2 separate regions of the Mus musculus genome follow, and region 1 is linked to region 2. A link is a contact called in ENCODE Hi-C or POLR2A ChIA-PET data. All regions are on one chromosome and are shown on one strand. The core of a region is the stretch at or near the end of the contact, and the rest is flanking DNA. Distances in the headings are between cores, read along the strand shown. Region 1 holds the start of Cep72 (centrosomal protein 72). Region 2 holds the start of Mrpl36 (mitochondrial ribosomal protein L36).

Region 1 (6,762 bases), core at 2,185-4,684, 730 kb before region 2:
GGAAGTAGAGACATTTCACTGAGATGTCCATGCTGGGAACTAGCTCCCTCAGGCCTAGTGCCGAATAGATACCAAGGCAGTCTAGTCTTGGACAGAAGTGGCTGGGCTCTGGCCTCTGAGACCATGGGAGCTCTTTTGGGTATCATGTCAGTATGGCAAGGTTGATAATCCTGAGACTCACAAAAGAAAAAAAAAAAAAAAACCAGTTCCACAATACTGATCCAAATTTGAAACAAGCTTTAATTAAATACTGACCACGATGGACTCGGATCAGGTCTATTCCCTGGGATCCCAGCAAAAGTCCTGTGTTGTAGGAGGTCTTTAAAGGGCAAAACCACATGGATACCGTATTTCCCATGTGGTTTTGTGATTTTTCAAGAACTACAACTCTCAGCATTGCAGGAAGTTACCTGGTCCTTGGGCAGGTGGAGCTTACAAGTTGACTTTGGCTCTTACAGGTAACCCAGCTGCTATCTATGGCTTAGCCTTTGGTTCCTAGGGCAGGACAACGCCAATGGACCATCCTCACCAACTACATAACAGTGTTTTCAAACTCCTGGATACAGTGTCCCACTTCAGTAACTCATGGCCTGAAGTGACTTCAGCCTGGTCTTAGCTGACCTAATAACCTCTGACCCGGGTTAGTGGAACCTGGGTCACTGACTTTGAATTCTCACCTTTCCAGAAACAGGATAGAATTCAAACCAGAGGTGCTTTCTAAATGCACTGAGAGGTAAGCTACAGCTAAGCCTGGATAGAGCAGACTCCCTCCCTAGCCATCAATCAGCTGTGAGAACCAGTGACCTCACAGTTTCTCCACACAGTATATCAGAGATCGCCTCCTGCTCATGTTCCTCACTAAACTGTTTTCCCCCCGTGCTACTCTGGGCAAAGTATAAGAGCAGAATGTGGTCCCCCTCACTGGATTTAGCTTATGGGGAAAGGAAGATACAATGATACAGACCTCCAGGCTCACACCAATTATGTAAAGCAGCCATGGGAAGGGCATTGCTTGACATATCTGTATGTTTTACTGTATATGTGGGGGGTAGAAGTGGGAAATATATTGATAACTGCCAGGTATTAATGTTGATCTTAACTGGTAAAGATATGGCTAGGGAGAAGAGTAAAAAACAGTTACAACAGGGAGGTTAGCGGGCCCTAGATCAGAGCCTCCTCAAGAAGGGGAGCAATGGAGAGCCTCCTTTACCCCTCCCTCTACCCTTATTCCTGCTTCACTCCTTGAGATGGCAATGGTTTTTGCCTTCAAGGGTGACAGCCATTCTGCATTCAGCCACAGCTTTATATTTCTCTCATACAGCCCCTGCTTCAGTCTCCTCCTGATGGCTCTGACTGCTTGCTCGCGATCCTTTGTCTACACTACTGGGTTCTAACATTAGTCTGGGGATATGCAGTCAGAGCCAGCGCCTCTAGCAACTATGTGCCTTGCACCAGTGGGAGGTCCACCTATGAGCATGGAAGCATTCTTTTCAACATTGCCAACAGGCTGGTGTGGCTCCTGATTGACTTTAGGAGGAAGTACTGTGGTATGCACATAAGCCCAGCTTTTGTAACAGGAAGGAGAGATCTAACTAGCTAAGGAAACATACTAGAGTATTGCCCCTACAAGAGAATGAGGAGCGCTAACAATGTCATGTCACCCATAGCTCTAAGAGGCCCACTGAGGATGCAGGGCCCTCCTCCTATCTAAAACTCTCAGTCTTGATGGCACCTCCTCCTTTTACTCCCTATGGCCAAAGACAGTCATGGAGAAAGGCAGAAACCCTCAGGGGCCAGCTTGAACCTATATTTTCTTCAGGCACATATGGGTGGGTCAGCCTCAGGCTGCCCTGCCTCCCTCCTGGTCTTTTTGAAGATGACTATATATTTTGTGCCCACATGTTTAGAGATTCAGGCTGGAGAGTGAAAGCCTCCATGGAAGATCCTAGAAAACCACAAGGGGTATCAGGTAGAAAGAGCCAGAGAGGCCTCCTCTGCTCCCACCAATGTCCAGCTGGCCTAGGTTGTGGGTCTTAAGCAGCACATGTTTTGGCATGTCCTACAGAGAGAGCATACAAAAAGAAGCACAAGCCTTATACATGGCAACAGTGGCTCTTCTTACCCCATCTCAGACAGCTGATGAATGCCAAGGTTGGGAGCAGCATGGGGGGGGGGTGTGTATGTGAGATCAACAGAATGTTCTGGGTAGGACTGCCTGCCAACTCTCCAGGTAGTAGGGAAGACCAGGCTGTGGGACTCCAGCTAAGGAAGGTTCCTGCTAACCTCCAGGTCTAGTTGGGAAAGCTTTATGAACTATGAGGCAGAAGGGATTGTTCCTGATGTGACCCAGCCTGGCTCATCATCTCTATCTCCGAGTCACAACACTGTTCCTTGCTCTGTGTCTTCACCAGCACCAAATCAAGTTCAAGTGCTGCTGGCTCACTCCTAAACACCTCAAATGGAACTTAAGGACATAAAACAGCTTAAATGCATGTAGGTTTGGCCACAGTCTAATGTTACCACGGCAGATGGTATTTAATAAACCACCGGAAAGAGTACTTGGTAGTAATTAATCATTAGCATAACCTTTTACTGAGGCTTGTAAGAAATCATAGGCTTGTAGGAATCTTTGCAGGGTGCAAAGCTAATCCTTGTCCCTCTTTCTTCAGTGAAGATGTAAAACGTTAGTAAACAGAAACGTTACTTCCCAAGTTTCTACTGGCACTTTCATTGCAGTAGAAAAGCTGGTCTTGGGTCTGTCCCTGACAGACCATCCGTCTCCCCAAGGTCCCACTTGGACTCTGATCTTGGTCAGAGAAAATAGAATAAGAGAGGGTGATTGAAATCTGTGTTGTGTCCTGAGGCGCCACATGTCTTAGATGGCAAGCATACAAGCCTTAATTTGCTTCTGAAAAGCTTAGTTATCTCTCCAATGCCTGGAAGTTATTAGTAGACCCCAGGTTTGATGAAAGGACTTTCAATGTGTCTTAGTTAGGAGAAATTTTTTTTTTTTTTTTTTTTTTTTTTTGCACACAGCCTGTCTCTCCAGCCACATGATGAGAACTTTTGGAAGTGCGTGGGGGTTGGCGGGGGGGGGGGGGGGGAGCATCTCAGGGGCTGGGACAGGAAGAAACCTTAGGAGAGAAGGCTCCTGGAGGGAGTAGGAAATGAATGGAAGTGGGAGTAGGTGCGAATGCCCCGGGCACTAACAGCTGTTTCCACAAACCGCACTGAACGCAATGGGGTTGTCCTGGGGAGGAGCCAGAGCAGGGTGAGGTTGCACTCAGAGCTCAGCGGATTAGGATGGCTTGGGTGAACCTGTCCCAAAGAAAGTTTTAAACACAGCCGAAGCTCCGCCCACCCTCCTGGGCCCGCCCCTTGCAGGCTTGGTCCCGCCCGCCCGTTCCAGATCACGTCACAGCGCAGGCGCCGCGCGCCAGCGTCCGGTTTGAAAACATGGCGCCAGGCCAGCGGTTGGTTTTGTGTGAAGAGACTGTACGAGAGCGCAGCGGCCTGGGTCCCCACCGCGACCTGGGTGCGTGGGGGACAGACTGGGTTGGCCTGCCGGGCCTGATAGCTCTGCCTCCGTGCGAATGGCACTTGACCACAAACGGTCTCGGCCCGTGGGGCAAGGAGGCGGGGCCGGCTGGGCGGGTTTGTGGGGAAGGGCGTGGCTAAGGTCCTGGAGAGCCGGTGGACGCGGCCTGGGTTTTCTGTGGGACCGCGGTCAGGCTGAGCCCCCCGCTTCTTTTTTGCAGCAGCTTTCATCTGTCTTCCTGGGTTCCTACATGGCATTTCGCTTATGAAGATGCAGGTCTCTTTTTATATGGTTTGGACATCAAGGCCCCATTACGTTTTGAGCAAGAGATCGTGCGGAATTTGTGTTGTGATTTTTTTTTTTTCCTTTTTAACTTTTTTCCCCTGGACTTTGACAGGGAAACCACGCAGGCCTAGAATTTTCCATTGTTGAAGATTTTCGATTACCATTTTTTAAATTCGATTACGATTTTTAAACTTATAGTGGTTTCACCTAGAGTGCATTTTCGTTATCTAAATCGTTTTTTCTTGATTGTCAACCATATCTACATAGAACTGACTACAGCATTCTCTTACTATTTTATTAATGCTTGTGGGGCCTGTAGGGATATTCCCCATTTTCATAAATGGTACTTAATCTGGCTCTATCTTTCAGTCATGTTGGAGATATACGGTTTTTGGTCATGCCAAAGACACCACTTTTGGGTTGGTTGATTTGTCTTCACTGTTTTTAAATTTTACCTTTTTCTCTGTGCTTGCTTTGCATTTATTTTCCTCTTTAGATTCTAGAAGTGAAACGTGTGGATTAAAGCTTGTTTTATAATTTAAATCTCTTAATCTGTACATTTCTCTTTACGTATCACATAGCTGCACACACTAACACATTTGTTAGTGTTTATATTTCTACTGTGTGTTAAGGTACTGGAGATAGAACATAGGGCTTTGCATATGCTAAGCAAATGCCCTGTCATGGGACTTCACCCCAAACGTTTTTTTAATTTTTCAAGTGTGTTATTAAGCCAAGATGACCTTGATCTCCATTTTTAACGGAACCTGGCCTTGGAATTTTAGTCCGACACTCAAGTGGCTAGGATTGCAGGCAGTTGCCACCATGACTGGTTCTAATTTTCATTGATTTTAATATGCTTTTCAAATATCCCTTTAGGTATCTTCTTAGACCTCCAAATTATTTAGTGATTGCTCACATTTTTATTCTTTAGGGATGTCTTTTTAACGAATTATGTGTCGGGAGGTTTTCTTGTTTTTTTGTGTGTAATTCTATTATTGTCAGAGAACATACTGTGTATGATTTTGGTTCGCTTAAGTCTGCAGAGATTGTTTAATGCCCAAGAATCTGGTTTCTCTTGGAGAGTGTTCCAAGTACATGTAAAAACTGTGTCAGGTTGATTTTATTGGCTGATAGTATTCAGGTCAACCAGGAGGATTCTCTGTATAAAGACTTTGTTATTTAGTAAGAGGGTATATTAGTTGGTTTTCTCATTTCCTATGTGGGGGAAAAAAAACCGACAAGAAGCAACTTAAGGGGCTGGCAAGATGGCTCAGTGGTTAAGAGTGCCGACTGCTCTTCCGAAGGTCCCGAGTTCAAATCCCAGCAACCACATGGTGACTCACAACCATCCGTAACGAAATCTGATGTCCTCTTCTGGAGTGTCTGAAGACAGCTACAGTGTACTTACATATAATAAATAAAATAAATCTTTTTTAAAAAAAAAAAGAAAAAGAAGCAACTTAAGAGTGAGAAGGTTTATTTTGACTCACAGCTGGAGGAGATAAAAGTCAAGGTGAGGAAGGCATAGTGGCTAGGGTGTAGGGTAGCTGTTCACATTGCGTTTGCAGTTAGGAAGCAAATAGCAATGAATACTAGTGCTCAGCCTGCTCGCCTCCATTATTTGCTCTTGCTTGCTTGCTTGCTTGCTTGCTTGCTTGCAAGTCAGGGTCTTTCTATGTAGCTCTGGCTGACCAGGAACTTGTAAGAAGTAGTGGTCCATAGCTGTAATCCTGGACTCAGGAACTTGAAGCAAGACGATCTAGCATTCAGGGCCATTCTTGGCTGTCTGGATTTGTCTCAAAAGCAAACAAACAAACAAAATCAAGAACATTTTAAAAAGACAGTATTCAGGGCTCTTGAGATAGGCACAGGCCCTGATGCAGTAGGATTTTTGCAGTATGAGAAGATTCTGTTCCCAGTATGACATGGGCAAGTAGATGTTCTAGCCAGCAAGTAGTGTGTAGGGAGGCAGGGGGTCCATGGCTGGAACATTACTAAGAGGAAATGAGGAAGCAGAATGTTGCTGTGGCCCTGGGGATAATGAATGATAAGTGATACAGTGAGGGACCAAGGTGAGCAGGCACCGTGGGCAGAGAATTCTTGGTGAAATGACTTATCAGGGTTCTCTGCTAACCTCTGAGTTATAAGAAGTGCACCAATGGGCCTAGGATAGCATCTATAAGCCTGACTTTGGTCAAGCAGAGTGTCTGTCAGTATCTGTTGGGTTTCTAAAAATGTCTAAAATATTCCCCCTGAATTGAATTTCTATTACACTGTTTTAAATTTTAAAAAAGATTAAAATCTTACAATTTTCTATTCTTAGCTGAACTTCGATCTTTATCTATTCCTGGAACATACCAAGAGAAGATTACTCACCTGGGAAACTCTCTGATGCACTTGACAGCTCTAAAATCCTTAGACCTCTCACGTAACTCCTTGGTTAGCCTTGAGGTGCGTTTAGGCTTATTTGTTAAAATATCAGTGTCAGATGAACGTATTTTAATGGTTTAAAAAGAATGCAACATGTTTCAAAACTACACAAACAATGCTTATAGACTGTACCTTTAGAATTGTGTTATGCTGTCACTAGTGTTTATCTGGAGCTACGTGTCTAACCTGTCCCATTATATCTTTAAACTGCTTTGAATACCAAAGTACTAGCTTTCTGAAGAAGATGGATTATCTTTAAAGGGAAGGAAACAAGATCCCAAAGCCTAAAGTATGCATGCTCATGTCTCTCCCTCCCTTCATCTCTGTGCTGCCTCCGTCTGTAGGTTGTATCTGTAGGTTATATTCTGTAGGTTATATCTATCCATGGCTTGGCTCTTGGCCTTCTACCCTAAATGGCAGTATACAAATTTGGTACCCATTCATGATTTGAAAATAAAAAGTCTCCCAAGGTGACACAATTGGGAAGTTTATATAAATACTGCTTA
Region 2 (6,203 bases), core at 3,203-5,702:
AATGTCCTGCTGAGATGTCAGGGAGGCAACATGTTGAAGGGCCAGTTGGGAGCTGTGCTGATGAAGCATCAGGTCTGAGAGGAGGGCACAAGTAGCATCAGCTACTGTATTGGCTGGCTTTGTTTGTCCACTTGACACAAGCTGGAGTTATCACAGAGAAAGGAGCCTCCCTTGAGGAAATGCCTCCATGAGATCCAGCTGTAAGGCCTTTCTCAATTAGAGATCAAGGGTGGGAGGGCCCACTGTGGATGGTGCCATCCCTGGCCTGATGGTCTTGGGTTCTATAAGAAAACAAGCTGAGCAAGCCAGGGGAAGCAAGTCAGTAAGAAACACCCCTCCATGGCCTCTGCATCAGCTCCTGCCTCCTGCCCTGCTTGAGTTCCAGTCCTGACTTCCTTTGGTGATGAACAGCAACATGGAAGTGTAAGTTGAATAAACCCTTTCCTCCCCAACTTGCTTCTTGGTCATGATGTTTTGTGCAGGAATAGAAACCGTGACTAAGACAGCTAGTGAGACGCCTGTTTGTCTGAAGGTGCCAAAGGGTGGGCTGGCCAGTGTTCAGCACCCAGTGCAGGCAGAGGTTTATTGACAGTCTCTTGGTTTTCAGGTTTTCATTTGGCCTTTAGAGCCCACAAGGTCCAGTCAGAACAATATGTAGCTGTCCCAGGGAAAGGAACTAATGTAACTAATCTTTCTACACATCTTACTAAAAAAATTAAATGCTTTTCTGGGAAAACCAGGTCAGTAAATTAAGGCTTTAAAATTTTAAATCTAGGTAAAGTACAGTATTTTAAGACTTAAATTTTTTATCGTGGCAAAAGTAAAAATTGACCAACCAATGAAAGGAAGTAAAGTGTGCTCCCATCAGACCCCTGAAGCGTGTTTCTGCCGCATTCAGGATCCAAAGGCCTGGCATGGCCACCTGCAACTGTAGGTATGAGGTCGGAGTAACTTTGATCCTAGTGGCTAGGGCAGGACTCACCGACTCCATCTTGTCAGTGTGACCAATCAGAGGACTGGAATCTGGGGTCTCTCCAGCCTGTGTGAACTGAGGAAGCAGACCTGACACTGAAACTCCAGAAGCCACGTCCTAAGAGGTTATGTCTGCCCCTACTCCCTACTCATCCTGGAAGCTGGTGGGGCAACTTGAATCTTCTGTGCCATGAAGAGCCTCAGAGGCGTCACTGACATTGGTATGTGGTGTCGTCTCCAGAAGACAAGACTACAGCTAGTGCCCTGAAGATCAGACAAACTGCCTCACTGAGCTCTTCCCAATGACTCCAAACTGTGTACCATGAGAGTTGCCCAAGAGGTGAGCCTAGCTTCTTCCACTTCTTTCAAATAGCTACAAGTGTTTCATACAGACAGAAATCATACCCTGACCCTGGCCCTGCCTGTAGCTAGACACTAGGGTTAATGAGTTAGGCTATTCAAAGGTTTACTTATTTCTACTGGAAATGACTTCTACTGGAGAATTCTGGAAATAAAAGGATGACAAATGTCCTGTGATTGTTTATTTCTCCACCTTCAGTGAAAGGAGCCAGTTCAAGCCAGATTAGATTATATGCAAGGCAGGTTTACTGGGTAGCTACTCTCAGGTGGGTGAGTTCACTAGCCACAAGGACTAAGGCCAGGAAGGTCACCATGGGGAAAGTGGGGGAAGGGGAGAAAGAAAGGTGTGCGCGTGGTGGGGGGAGACAGAGACACACAGAGAGACAGACAGAGACAGAAAGAGAGAAAAAAAGAGGAGTAGTAAGAAGAGGAGAAGACCAAAATGTTTGGATTATATAGGTAGGAGCCCCTGGGGGAAGAGCAGCCCAGCCCCTGGGCTGGAGAGTTCAGGTTTGTGGGGCAGGGTATGACAGGTAGGGACTGAGGGATGCTGGGAGAACCAGCAGGGCAGGTCTGCTTTGATATGTAAAGTATACACCTCAGTCCCTTGTCCTGGGGCCTGAAACCAATTGTCCTGTATCACTAATACAGTGACAGGCACACACCAAGGACTGCGTGCCACATTCTTCTGACGCTAACATTATAGTTTTGAAACTTATAACTTCCCATCTTACAGCCAGGGACCGGAGGCACCCAGAGCAGAATGCCACACAGCTGAAAATGGTGGGGTTGGGCTTCACCTCTTAGCTGTCCTGTTACACATTATCGCCTCCCAAGTCCAAGAGGCAGAACTAAAGTGACCACCATGGAAGGGTGCTTACAGCCAGGCTGGTCCGGTCACCCTGGCCCAGGGTCTTCTGCTGGCTAAGTGGGTTCCTGCGCCTCACCTCCTGCTGGCTGGGCCCATCAGAAACTTACTGCAGAGTTCAGGACTGAACACTATCCGCATGTGATGTGGTGTGAATGATGAACCAGAGAACTTGCTATCGTTTGTGCTAGGTCCTATTAAGGCGCCATTTGCTCTCCCTGTGTCCTCAGACTCTCTCCCGGGCTTCAGGTTCACAGATAAGCTTATACAAACCCTTCAAAAGGCAACAGATCAAAGCACATGGTTTCTCTGCCTCCCTTAAAAATAACATTATTGCCAGGACCTCTCTTTTCAAAGTCTTGTCTGGAGGATCTCTGCTTAAACTTTCTTGCTTAGCAACTATCAGACCTAGTGCTGTGAGCACTTCTTAACGGCTATTTTAAGATCCCAGGAAAAGGCAATGGTTATCTCCTGTAGCTACCTATTGAAACTATCTCTGAATTCACAGTACTCCAAGAAAATGATAGAGGGTACCAGCAGCTACCAGGTATAATTCCTTACAGAGGACAGCAGGTTCACAGCACTCGACATCAATCACAGGGCCACAAAACACGCTAGTCTGGAATCAGTTGGTAGACTACACCAGGTGAACCTGAAGTTCAACAGATTAATGGGACTTAGAACCACAAAAAGGCATAGTGTCAAAGACCAGGAGAAACATGAACCCCAGGCCCGCTTTTTTAAAGATTTATTATATGTAAGTTCACTGTAGCTGTCTTCAGAAACCCCAGAAGAGGGCATCAGATCTCATTACGGAGGGTTGTGAGCCATCACGTGTTTGCTGGGATTTGAACTCAGGGCCTTTAGAAGAGCAGTCAGTGTGCTCTTAACTGCTAAGCCATCTCTCCAGCCCTCAGGCCCGATTTTTAATAGTGACAACCGCAAGATTTGAAAAATTGCTGGTGTCCTAGCACTCCCTGCAGAAGCCAGCATGCTCTGTTACCTTCTTTGAACTGAAAATGTACTAACCTCCTTCTGAAAGCATTAGTTTGGTGGTAATAAAGAACACTACTACTCCAGAGTGTAAGAACAGTCATGACAAATATTTTTAATTGGTATCCAAAAGACATTTCTATGTAAACAAGGTTTTCCTTGAGTAAAGACTGGGATAGTTGCTACACAAGAACATCGTTTGTTCTTAAATTGGGATTGTTGCACACCCCACAAGAGCTTTTTGGCTCAGGCAGCCTCTTAAAGCACTTACAATCTGCTGCATATGGTAACAAATGGCAGAGGCAGGAGTTTCTCTCCAAGTTTCAGGTCAACCAGGGTTACCGAGCCAGACTTTGTCTCAAGAGATAAAGCTGGCTCTGTATTCCTGCTTCATACACAGCTACTGTAACAATCCTTCTCCATCGGCAGCTCTGGTCTGATTAGATGTGAAGGAATTGGGCTATGATGTGGGGAAAGGGGGGTTCAACAAAGCCCTAAGGCCCATGGATCTTACAGAATGCTTAATGTTTATTTTTCTCTGATAAGGTGAAATGAATTTTCCATGGACACTGCTTGAAGACAAGGGCTACATTTGTCGCTGTTTATGCTTGGGGTTGGTCTTACAGAGGATAAACCAGCGCCCACGCCTCTTCACCTTGTAGCAGTCTTTACAGCGCTTCTTGATGACACCTTTGGTTTTGAAGCCCAGCGAGGGCAGCAGGGTCGGCAAGGGACGGCCACAGAGAACTGAGCGCACCTCTGCGCAGGGTTTGGCGCGTGGCAATGTCCCCAGCAGGAACGAGGAGAAGACTCGGGGCTTCACCGCGAGGCGACTCAGGTGCAGGAACGGGTCCACCACCGAAGCCACCACGCTCCGTACAAGCAGTGCGGCCATGCCGAGCCCAGACCTGGGGGAAGAGAAGCGTGGTCATCCTGTGCTGCACGTCTGCCAGTCCCTAGGCCCTCCCCTATCAAGGTTACTTGGCATCAGAGGTCAGAGCACACATGCCAGGGTTGCACTCTGGGCTCCGCGTCTCCATGTGCCCAGGCCTGCGCACTCCGGAGAAGCCGCAGATTCCGGAGGCTCACTCACGCCGGCCAGGGACCCCGCCCGCACTCCCGGCCAGCAGCTCTGGCACCACCTCTGCCTGCCCCCATGAAACCTGGGACCCACACCTGGGAAGGGGTGCCACCGGCGGAGAAGTCCTTAATCAACTTCGGGCGCCGGTTAGCGAAGCTTCCGCGTCTGCGCAGTGGAGTGGGACGCCACCGCCAGGAAGAAAGATGGCGTAAGGTCACGTGGGATGACGTGTGCTGTGCAGAGGACGACTAAGGAGCAGATAAAGCCTTCCTTGTCTCAGTATTCTTTATCCAGAATCCTGCACTCTAAGCTCTGCCTCTGCAGATGCTGGGACCAAGACCGGTGCCCATGGGAGAAGAAAAAAAAAAAAGACAGAAAAAGCAGGCTTTGACTGTAAAAGAAACTGCAAACAGTGAATATATTGGAAACAAAACAAAACCCAACATTCAGACAAAATGTACAGGTCATATGTTTACATTAAGAGACGTTCTGGCAGACATGGGAAAGGCCAGAGGAGCAAGTGCAGACACTGCTCTAGTTAAGTCCCTACCCGCGAACTAGGAAAAGCAACAAGGAACGTGGAAAGACCAACATACACCATTACTGATTTCTACAGTTAATTTCCATATATATACATGTATATATGTATATATGTGTGCGTACAGGTAATTCCTATATATAGGGCTTCTACAGTTAATTCATATACATTGGATTTCAGGTGGTTCGTAAATCTACCCATCTTATTTTTATGTATAGCAAAGTAGGTTGTCATTAAGGCTAATGTAGTTCTCTCTAACTCCCAGTCTCACCCTTCACACTAAGCACCCATAGGAATACCTTGAGTTCCAGCCAATAGATGACTGTGAGCATTCACTTCTGTATTTGCCAGAACACAGGGCCCCTAATGAAGGAGCTAGAGAAAGTACCCAAGGAGCTAAAGGGGTTGACAACCCTATAGGAGGAACAACAATATGAACTAACCAGTAAACACCGCCCCCCCCCCCCAGCTGTGTCTCTGGTTGCATATGTAGCAGAGGATGACCTAGTCGGCCATCAATGGGAGGAGAGGCCCTTGGTCTTTCTTTGGGGATTATATGCCCTAGTTCAGGGCAATGCCAGGGCCAGGAAGTGGGAGTGGGTGGGTTGGGGAGGGGGGAGGGAGGAGGGTATAGGGGACTTTGGGGGATAGCATTTGAAATGTAAATGAAGAAAATATCTAATAAAAATGCCTAAAAAAAAAAAAAAAAAAGAAAGAAAGAAAGAAAAGGAAAAAAGGACTCCAGAGTTCTAGCAATTAAAAAAAATAATGTGGGTCAGAGAGATGGCCTGGGAGTCACAAGTGCTTTCCATGCAAGTCTGTAGACCTCAGTTCAGTCCCCAGAACTCACATGGAAAAAGAGACTGGCTTCCTCCAACTTCCACATGTGCTCTGTGGCACCTGTGTATGAACTCACATGTGTGTGAACTCATACACAGACAGGGGGTGTTAGGGTTTAAATAGAGACTTAGGGCTGGAGAGATAGCTTGATGGCTAAGAGCACCTGCTACTCTTGCAGAAGACCATCATTCTGTTCCCAGCACCCACACAACTACTCAAATGGACTGTAACTTGACCTGTCTGGAGATCCTGTGCCCTTCTCTTGGTACCAGGTAACCACACACATGGCCATATATAAATGTATACACTCATACATATAAAATAAATCCTTTAAAAAGAGGGAGAATGAGACAAATCTGCAGGACAGGGTGTGGAGACATAAGCCTGAAATCCCAGCACTCCAAAGGCTGAGGCAGGAAGACAGTGAGTGCTAGGTTAGCCTGGCTTACAGAGCTTAAGGCTAGCCAGGGCATCTTAGGCCCACATTTATTGGGGCATTTTTCAACTTGGCGAGGTCTTTGTCCTTGTGTCTTAGGGCCCTCTCTGGTTAC

What was found. A loop is a pair of places that touch in the nucleus more often than their neighbours do. ChIA-PET counts read pairs that join two places held with the same protein, here RNA polymerase II (POLR2A).
Region 1: a loop to region 2 is called in a map of T-helper 1 cell, with 4 times the contacts of the local background. The contact joins the promoter of Cep72 here to the promoter of Mrpl36 in region 2. A Hi-C loop is called at or near these places in 1 of 37 maps with a recorded cell type or tissue (T-helper 1 cell). POLR2A ChIA-PET finds 5 or more read pairs at or near these places in 1 of 5 experiments (embryonic stem cell).

Annotation. Positions count from the first base shown.
Region 1 is chr13:74,058,957-74,065,718 of GRCm38, reverse strand. It overlaps Cep72 (centrosomal protein 72), which reads left to right and starts at 3,434. Exons shown (of 12, transcript NM_028959.3): 1 at 3,434-3,535; 2 at 6,150-6,277. The coding sequence starts at 3,457.
Region 2 is chr13:73,329,258-73,335,460 of GRCm38, reverse strand. It overlaps Mrpl36 (mitochondrial ribosomal protein L36), which reads right to left and starts at 4,452. Exons shown (of 2, transcript NM_053163.1): 1 at 4,370-4,452; 2 at 3,283-4,101. The coding sequence starts at 4,088. The coding sequence ends at 3,780.